2 separate regions of the Homo sapiens genome follow, and region 1 is linked to region 2. Evidence: read pairs that join two places in POLR2A ChIA-PET (ENCODE). Cell type or tissue: GM12878. All regions are shown on one strand. Links, peaks and the distances in the headings refer to the core of each region. The heading gives the core; the rest is flanking DNA.

Region 1 (4,395 bases), core at 136-4,135, 650 kb after region 2:
GGGAGCATCATACACTGGGGCCTGTCAGGGGGTGGGGGGCTAGAGGAGGGATAGCATTAGGAGAAATACCTAATGTAGATGACAGGTTGATGGGTGCAGCAAACCACCATGCCACATGTATACCTATGTAAAACTGCTATGTTTAAAAAAGTTTTCCAATTTTCTTAAATTCTTATGTTCACTCGGGTATGTAAGGAGCTAGATGGCTCTCTGCCTCTGACGCAAACAAGATAAGAAGCTGAACAAATTGGAAAACAACAACTTTTCTCTGATCCCTCAGAGAGCTGAGGCCATAGGGCTGATTGCTGACCCAAAACGGAAGAGACAGTAGATACAGTCAGCCACAACTTTGGAGAGCAGAAGCTCAGGAGCTGAATGCCCAGAAACAAGGACCAGGATACGAAAACCTCATCTTTATAAGACGAATGGTGGAGGGCTCACTATGGACAAATTTGAGAACTAAAAACTCCTGGGGGCACCATCCAGAAGGCTACCACAGTTTCCAGAGTTTCACCTCTGGGAGCCCTATCAGGTTCCCCCAGTGAGGACCAGAGGGAGAAAGGAGTCATTCGAAAATATGCCCAGAGTATTCTGTTCTTCAAACGAGGGTCTGCCCTCAAGAGAAACTGTTTTACCAGAGTCTGTCCTACTTGGTTTTTTTCTAGACTCTCATCAACACTGGGTAAGGAAAACACCCAGCTACAACATTCTGGCCCCTTAATGTCTGTCCAAGGAGAAAACAAAACAAAACTGAGAAGCACTAGTGAAAGCCACAGCCCGGTGTACACTGACTCAAGCCTGCCATGTAGTCATAGGAGGATAGAAGTCTTCCCCTCCCTCTGCAGCTCACTGCCACATCAACTGGGGAATGAAACTGAAAGAACTGTGAGTGCCAGACCATAGTGAGCAGGTCTCCAAGGAAAACCAAACACAGCCAAGGAGGAAAAGTGAAGGACACCACAGGGAGGTTTAGCCTCTGACACCTACAGCTACAGCAAACAGTAAACACAGCCAGATGAAGGTAAACCTCACACTAAAGGCCTATTTAACTCCATTCTTTTCATCTGACACATCGTGGCAAGTTTGCAAAAGGAAATTTCAAAGCATACTAATAGACAAAAAAAAAAAAAAAAACACACACACACAGTGTGAAGACAAAGAGCAGGTATCAGAAACAGACTCAGATATGATAGAGATGTTGGAATGATCTGACTGGGAATTTAAGACAAGTATGAGTAACACGCTGTGGGCCCTAATGGAAAAAGTGGATAATATCCAAGAATAGGTAAGTACTGTAAGTCAAAATATGGAAACTCTTCAAGAACAACTGAAAAGGGGCCTGTAATCCCAGGGCTTTGGGAAGCCAAGGTGGATGGATCACTTGACATCAGGAGTTTGAGACCAGCCTGGTCAACGTGGTGAAACCCCGTCTCTACTTAAAAAATAAATAAATAAATGAGTACAATACAAAAATTAGCCAGGTGTGGTGGCAGGCGCCTGTAATCCCAGCTTCTCGGGAGGCTGAGGCACAAGGATCGCTTGAGCCTGGGAGGCAGATGTTGCAGTGAACCAAGATTGTGCCACTGCACTCCAGCCTGGGCAACAGAGCGAGACTCCTTCTCAAAAAAAAAAAAATGAATGAATGAAAAGGAAATGCTAAAAATTAAAAAAAGAATGAATGAATAAATGAAAAGGAAATGCTAAAAATTAAAAAAATATATAGACCATAAGGGAAATGAAGAATGCCTTTGTTGGTCTCATCAGGGGACTGGACAGGGTGAAAGGTACAATCAGAGAGCCTAAGGAAATGCAACAGCAACTTCCCATTTTTATTGCCATTATATGAAGTACGATAATACGATTATCGTGTGTTGAGCTTCTACCTTGCGACCTGCCTGCACTCACTTATTTGAGGAGTTTTTGTGCAGTTTCCTTGGTATTTTCTGCATAGGCAGTTGTGTCTTCTGAGGTTGGAAACAACATTATATATTCTGTCCCATTCAAGATGTCTCTTATTTATATTTCTTGATTGATTTCACTGGTAAGAATCCCACTACCTTTCTGAATAGGAGTGGTGAGAGGGGACATCCTTTTCTTGTTTCTCTTTTTAGGGGTAGGCATTCAGTCTTTCACTACCCAGTTTGATATTTGCTCTTGGTTTTCTGTACATGTACTCTGTCAGGTTAAGTTCCTTTCTATTTCTAGTTTCCTGAGACTTTTCACTGTGATTATGTTGTACATTCTCAAGTGCTTTTGTCTGCTTTAGTTGAGGTCATCATACATTTCTGGATATAGTGGACAGCATTGATCAACTATCAAATATTAAACCAGCCTTGCATTCTCCAGATAAATCCGACTTTTAAGATATTGCTGGATTCTATTTGCTAATTTTTTGGAGATTTTGCATCTATGTTTGTGAAGCATATTGACCTCTAGAATTTTTATTGGTTTGTGTTTCCTTGTTTGTTTGTACTGTTAGCCTGGTAATACCATGGTAATGTTAACCAGGTAAAATGATTTGGGAAACATCCCCTTCTCTTCTATTTTCTCTGAGAGACTGTGCAAATTCATGTTACTTCTTTAAATGGTTGTACGAAATCTCCAGTGAACCTATCTGGGTCTACAGATTTCTTTCTCAGAAAGAGTTTTACTATGAAATCAGTTATTTTGGTAGCTAAAGTACTCTTCAAGTTATCCATTTTGTCTAAGGTGAGTTCCACTAGTTTCTGATTTTGGTAGAATTTCATTTCATTTTATCATGAATTCCATTTCAGTTATTGAATTATTCTGCACAGATTTCTTCTTAGCATTTCATGGCTATCTTCAGGTCTACAGGTTCTCTAATGATATTTCCTGTTTCACTTTTGATCTTAATAATTTGTATCTTCTCTCTTACTTTCCATGACTGACTAGAGTTCCATCCATTTTCTTGATCCTTTCAAAGAACAGCTTTTGGTTTCCATGATTTTTCTTTCTTTCCTTTTTTTTTTTTTTCGGATTTCATTGTGAACTATTTCTGTTGTGTTTTTTTCTTTTTTTCTGCTTGCTTTGAATTAATTGGTTTCCCTCTTTTTCTGGTTAGTTAAGGTAGAAGCTCACATTATTTATGTGAGATCTTTCTTTTATCTTAATCTAAGTAATGTTATAATTTTCTCTCTAAACACTGTTTTAGCTGCATCCCACAAGTTGTGATATGTTGCTTTTCCAATTAAATTCAGTTCTATGGACTTTTTAATTTCCTTGAGGCTACCTTTTTGATCCTTGAATTGTTGAAGATGGTGTCGTTTAATTCCACAAGGTATGATAATTTCCTATTGTACTTATGTTATTGTTTCATTTCTAATATGGTGCCATAGAGGTCGAAGAACATAAGCTTGATGATGTGGATTTTTAAAAATCTGTTGTTTGAAAAATGAAAGAAAGAAAGAAAGAAAGAAAGAGAGACTGGCAAGGTGGCTCACACCTGTAATCCCAGCACTTTGGGAGACCAAGGCAGAGAGATCACTTGAGGTCAAGAGTTCCAGAGCAGCCTGACCAACATGGTGAAACCCTGTCTCTACTAAAAATAAAACAATTAGCCGGCCAGGCGTGGTGGCTCACACCTGTAATCCCAGCATTTTGGGAGGCCGAGACGGGCAGATCACGAGGTCAGGAGATCAAGACCATCCTGGCCAACATGGTGAAACCCCATCTCTACTAAAAATACAAAAAAAAAAAAAAATTAGCTGGGCGTGGTGATGTGCGCCTGTAGTCCCAGCTACTTGGGAGGCTGAGGCAGGAGAATCACTTGAACCTGGGAGGCGGAGGTTGCAGTGAGCCGAGATCACGCCAGTGCACTCCAGCCTGGTGACAGAGCGAGATTCTGTCTAAAAAAAAAAAAATTAGCCAAGCATGGTGGTGTGTGTCTGTAATCCCAGCTACTCGGGTGGCTGAGGCAGGAGAATCCCTTGAACATGGGAGGCAGAGGCTGTAGTAAGCTGAGATCTCACTACTGTACTCCAGCCTGGGCAATGGAGCAAGACTCTGTCTTAGGAAAAAAAAATATATTTATTTTATGACCCAAGAGATAATCTAGCTTGGTGTGTTTTCCATGTGTGCTTGAAAAAAGGCATATTCTTATGTTGGTGGTGCTGTGATATTTGCATCCATAGCATTTCTGAGTCCTCCTGAATAATGGCTGACTACTGGGTGATGGTCTACCACTAGTTCAGTCCTCCAGTCCTCGGTAACTATGAAGATTTCTGCGTGAGCACCTTAGGTTGAGCCCAGGAATTTCTGCTCAATTTAATGTGTTCTCTTGCTTACATTCGCTACTCTCAGTGGTTTTTCCCAAGCTCACTGGGTCCCTGGGGACTTTCTCTGATCCTCTAGCTAGAAGGTAAGTCTTTTGTGTCC
Region 2 (4,395 bases), core at 323-4,322:
AAATTTATCATCTAAGAGCTTCTGAAAGAAAAAAGACATCAAATGTAACTTGGACTTCTCAGAGTAACATTAATAAGACTCTCTTATGTACTCATAGAATATAATTCACCTCAGAAAATCAACCTAAGGAAGCCCACATGATATGGGGTGTGCTGACTCTGTCACAAATAGAAAGGGGGTACTTCTGACCAATCCTAACCTAGGTATATTGGAATATGTGACCATTACTTTCAAACAGATTGTACATAATTCCAACGTTGACTCTCTGCTTTTATCATGGAGCTATTTCCAATATCATGTGTCCAATGTGGTTCTTAATCTTGTTGGAGTTTCCAAGATAGCTAGGGAAAGTCTATCCAGAAGAGACTTTCTTTACACAATTTTTCATGCAGTCATGAGGAGTTTACAGATCTCCTCTTCCAGATCATGGACTAGCAGGCTAAGCACCTTCAAATTAAGACTGTTATATTCTCTTTACCAGTAGATCAACTTCCAAACAACACTTACTGTGTAATCATGGGCAGGCTTCTCAAATTCCTTACTACCCTGCTTTCCCATTTACTGTTTTATTATAATCTTTTTAAAAATAGACTTTAGTTTTAAAGCAGTTTTAGGGTATCAGGAAAATTATGCAAAGTATAGAGTTTCTATACATCCCATTACCTCACACATGCACAACCTTCCCTATTATTGATATCCTCCACCATAATGGTACATTTCTTGCAACTGATGAACCTACATTGATGCTTCATTCTTACCCAAAGTCCATAGCTTATGTGACGGTTCATACTTGGTGTTGTACATTCTTTGAGTTTCAACAAATGTATGATGACATGCATCCCCATTATAATATTATACAGAGTAGTTTCACTGCCCTAAAAATCCACTACCTATTCATTCCATTTAAAAAATCAGTGATTTTTTAATGTCTTCATAGTTTTACCTTTTCAAAAATGTCATATAGCTGGAACCATATAGTTAGTAAAGTTTTCAGACTGGGTTCTGGGTTCTTTCACTTAGGAATATGCATTTAGGTTTCCTCCATGTCTTTTCGTGGCTTGACAGTAGTTTATTTCTTTTTAGTGCTGAATAATATTCCATTGTCTTGATATATCAGTTTGTTTATCCATTCACTGACTGAAGAACATCTTTGTTGCTTCCAAGTTTTGGCAATTATAAATAAAGCTGTTCTATTTCTAGTTTGATGATAGATTGTATAACAAATGGGTGTGACATTTTGTCAAATTCTTTTTCTGTACCTGTTCATATGATTATGTGATTTTTCATTTTTAGTCTGTTGATGTGATGGATTATCATTTATTGTTTTAAGGGCAGTAAATAAGCAGAAAGAATAATATCTACCTTGCAGTATCATTTTAAGGCCTAAACTGACTAATGCATGTAAAAGGCCTAGCCTTGCAAATGGCATGTAATAGGAGTACAGTAACTTACCATTTTCTTCTTTTTAATCCCTCCAACAAAGGTGTAAACTACTGATGCTCAAGCCATGATCCCCAATCTGCTCCCAGAAAAGCTCTAAATCTCCTGCCAGAGGAGCACCCAGGCACTTGGGAGGACGCTACCACCATGTGGCTACCTCAGCCTTCTGATCCTTGCTAACTTATCAAAGGGCAAGTTTTGTGGTGTAGTGCTCCTACAATATCTTCAAAACAATAATTATCAGCATCATCACACACAGTTTTCTTATGCTTAGCAGTGCAAGTGCCTGCAAGATCATTACATATTAACTGATAAACAGATTTTTTGACCCTACAATCTGTGAAATATCATAACTGGTACAATGGAAGAAAAGGTCCATGGCTTAGAGTCCATCAGTGTTTAATTCCTCCCAGAGAGTGTTTGGAGAGATCCAGATTCATGTCAGTGACTTAATGGAGCTTTCAAACATGTTGACCAGAAGTAGGATGGACTCCAGTAGGAGTATTGTCCACAGTAAATTACATGCACACTTTGAGAATTGAGATAGCAAGAGATAAGCATTTTCTTAGACTGGCTGTCATGAAGTTCTGAAACAGTCACACTTTGAAGATTAAGGCTTGCCTACTCTATCTTCTGTACCCCCCTGACTTTGTTGTATAAAATAGAATGGGTTGGGGGGTCACATGGAGTTGGTTAAAGCTGAAGTCTAGCAAAAGAATACGCTAAGACAGACATGGATCTTCCCTGTGTGTCCCAGAGCCAGGCCTGCCTCCTGAGGCGCCCTGCTAGAGGGCCTGTGTGCTTGTGGGTGTGGGTTGTGGTCTGCTGAGTCATTGCTCTTTATTATAATTACAACTAATGAGGCTGTTGCTTTACAGGCAATTTTGTGGGCTTTCCTGCAGTTTTACTAGTTAGGAAGTAATTCATAACTATGAAGACTCTGCCTTCTTCCTAAATTTATGTGCCTAGGGAAGGGAGGTGTCTTATGTCAGAGGCGCCTAAGAAACTGCCATAGCAAAAGTCAGTCCCCATTCATTCCATGCAGCAAACATCCATTGACAGCTCCCTTGGGGTCAGGCCCTGGGGTGGGGGTGGGAAGTTGGAGAGGCGGCAGGGTTGAAGATGACATAATCCATGCCTTCACAGAGCTTGCAGTATCATGGTGGTAACAGACATGCAAACAGGTCATTCAAAAGTCGAAGGCAAAGCCAAGAGAGACCTGGAAAATCACCAGAAAGCACCTGGGATGCTGTTCAACTAAAAATCCCCAGATAAAAATGTCTTCAATCCAGAAAAAGAAGGCCAGGTCTTCTTATGCCATTGCCCTATTTAAAAAAAAAAAAAAAAAAAAAAAAAAAAAAACTTTCCACAGATACCCAGCAACTTAGAGAAAACAATTCAAACTTCAATTGTCACTTTACAAAACCTGGCTCCATCCTACCTTATAACCTTATCTCCTCTGGCCAAGGCTTCATTCTGCCCCTATGTTTTCTCACTGCTATACTGTTTCCCCTGTCTTGTGGGGTTTTAAAAATAATTTTTAAATAATTTTTATTGTGAAAATTATACAAGCTAGTGAAAATAAGTAAAACTGATGGTGGCAGCAGCCTATCTAGAGTGGCTGCTTTGAAGACGCCAGCAGCAGCGGGGAAGGCATGGCAAGGGCTATGCGCTCTGTGGAGCCAGTGGGTGCTGTAAACAGGTGATCCAAGTGGGAACCCCACCAAGTTGGCATGGCAGGAGCCCCTGCTCCCGGGTGCAGCTGTAGCCACCCAGCCATGGCTCTAGACCCAGGCATCCCTGCACTCTTAGGAGCCCAGGGAGTGCCTGCTCCTGCTCCCTGGCCTCTCCCTGCTCCTGGTGTCTGCTCCAGTGTGGAGCAAAGTTGTGGTAAACCCGGCTGAGTGTGCACATGCTTGGGGTGGCATTGACATGCTAGCCCTCTGCTGCCTTGGCCCCCTCCGGACTTTGGGAACTGACAAACACAGGAGGGCAGAGGGGGGCTGAGGGGGGCTTGGCATGGGTCTACAGGCACTCCTCAGCATGGAAAGCCTGGGCACCATGGGTGGCATGTTGATGGCAGCAGAGGCAGACAGGTTCCTGGGGGAAGGGGCAGGTCCCCAGTGAAACCTCACCTTCAAGCCAGGCCTGAAGCCTGGGGCCCGGGGGCCAGGCTGCCAGTTAAGGTGGAGTCTACCACATGGAGTGAGAATTTCATTGGCGCCTTTCAGACAATTGAATGGTGCTTTTTCAAGCCCACCCATGGCCACTCATGGACCAATCAGCATGCACTCCCTCCATTCTGAGCACATGAAAACCCCCAGACTCAGCTAGATATATTTCTGCTAGGTTTTCTAGTTTGTGTGCATAGAGGTGTTTATAATAGTCTCTGAAGTTTTTATTCGTATTTCTGTGGAGTCAGTGGTAATGCCCCTTTGTCATTTTTTGTAGTGTTTATTTGGATTTTCTCTTTTATTATTTATTAGTCTTGGTAGTGATCTATCAATCGTATTTATTTTTCAAAAATCAACTTTTGGTTGTGTTGTTCTTTTGTATGGCTTTTCTCATCTCCATTTTGTTCAGTTCAGCTGCGATTTGGGTTATTTCATTTTTCTGCTACCTTTGGTGTTGGTTTGCTCTTGTTTTTCTAGTTCCTCTAGGTATGATGTTAGGTTGTTAATCTGAAATCTTTCTAACTTGTTGATGTGGGCATTTAGCACTATAAACTTCCCTCTTAGCATTGCTTTAACTGTGTCGCAGAGATTCTGATATGTTTTATCTTTGTTTTTATTACTTTCAAAGAATTTCTTGGTTTCTGCCTTAATTTCATTGTTTACGCCAAAGTCACTGAGAAACAGATTATTTAATTTCCATTCTTTTTACTAATTTATATTTTTTTAGGTCTATGGTCTGAGACTGTGGTTGGCATAATTTTCTTTCTTTCCTTTTTTCAAT

The links. Peaks named below come from ENCODE experiments on the same cell type or tissue, not always from the same donor. Only the 100,000 strongest peaks of a DNase experiment are listed, where the experiment ranks them.
Region 1: POLR2A ChIA-PET joins it to region 2 with 6 read pairs; 1 of 35 experiments calls an interaction of 5 or more read pairs at or near these places.

Annotation. Positions count from the first base shown.
Region 1 is chrX:149,794,920-149,799,314 of GRCh38, forward strand. No RefSeq gene overlaps it. Among named protein-coding and RNA genes, the nearest start is that of MAGEA9, 15 kb to the left of the region's middle. In GM12878, for the core only: no CTCF peak of the experiment used is centred there; no DNase peak of the experiment used is centred there; H3K27ac peaks cover 675 bases.
Region 2 is chrX:149,143,671-149,148,065 of GRCh38, forward strand. No RefSeq gene overlaps it. Among named protein-coding and RNA genes, the nearest start is that of IDS, 360 kb to the right of the region's middle. RefSeq lists enhancers at 2,803-3,304, 3,305-3,804. In GM12878, for the core only: no CTCF peak of the experiment used is centred there; a DNase peak (open chromatin) is centred at 2,393.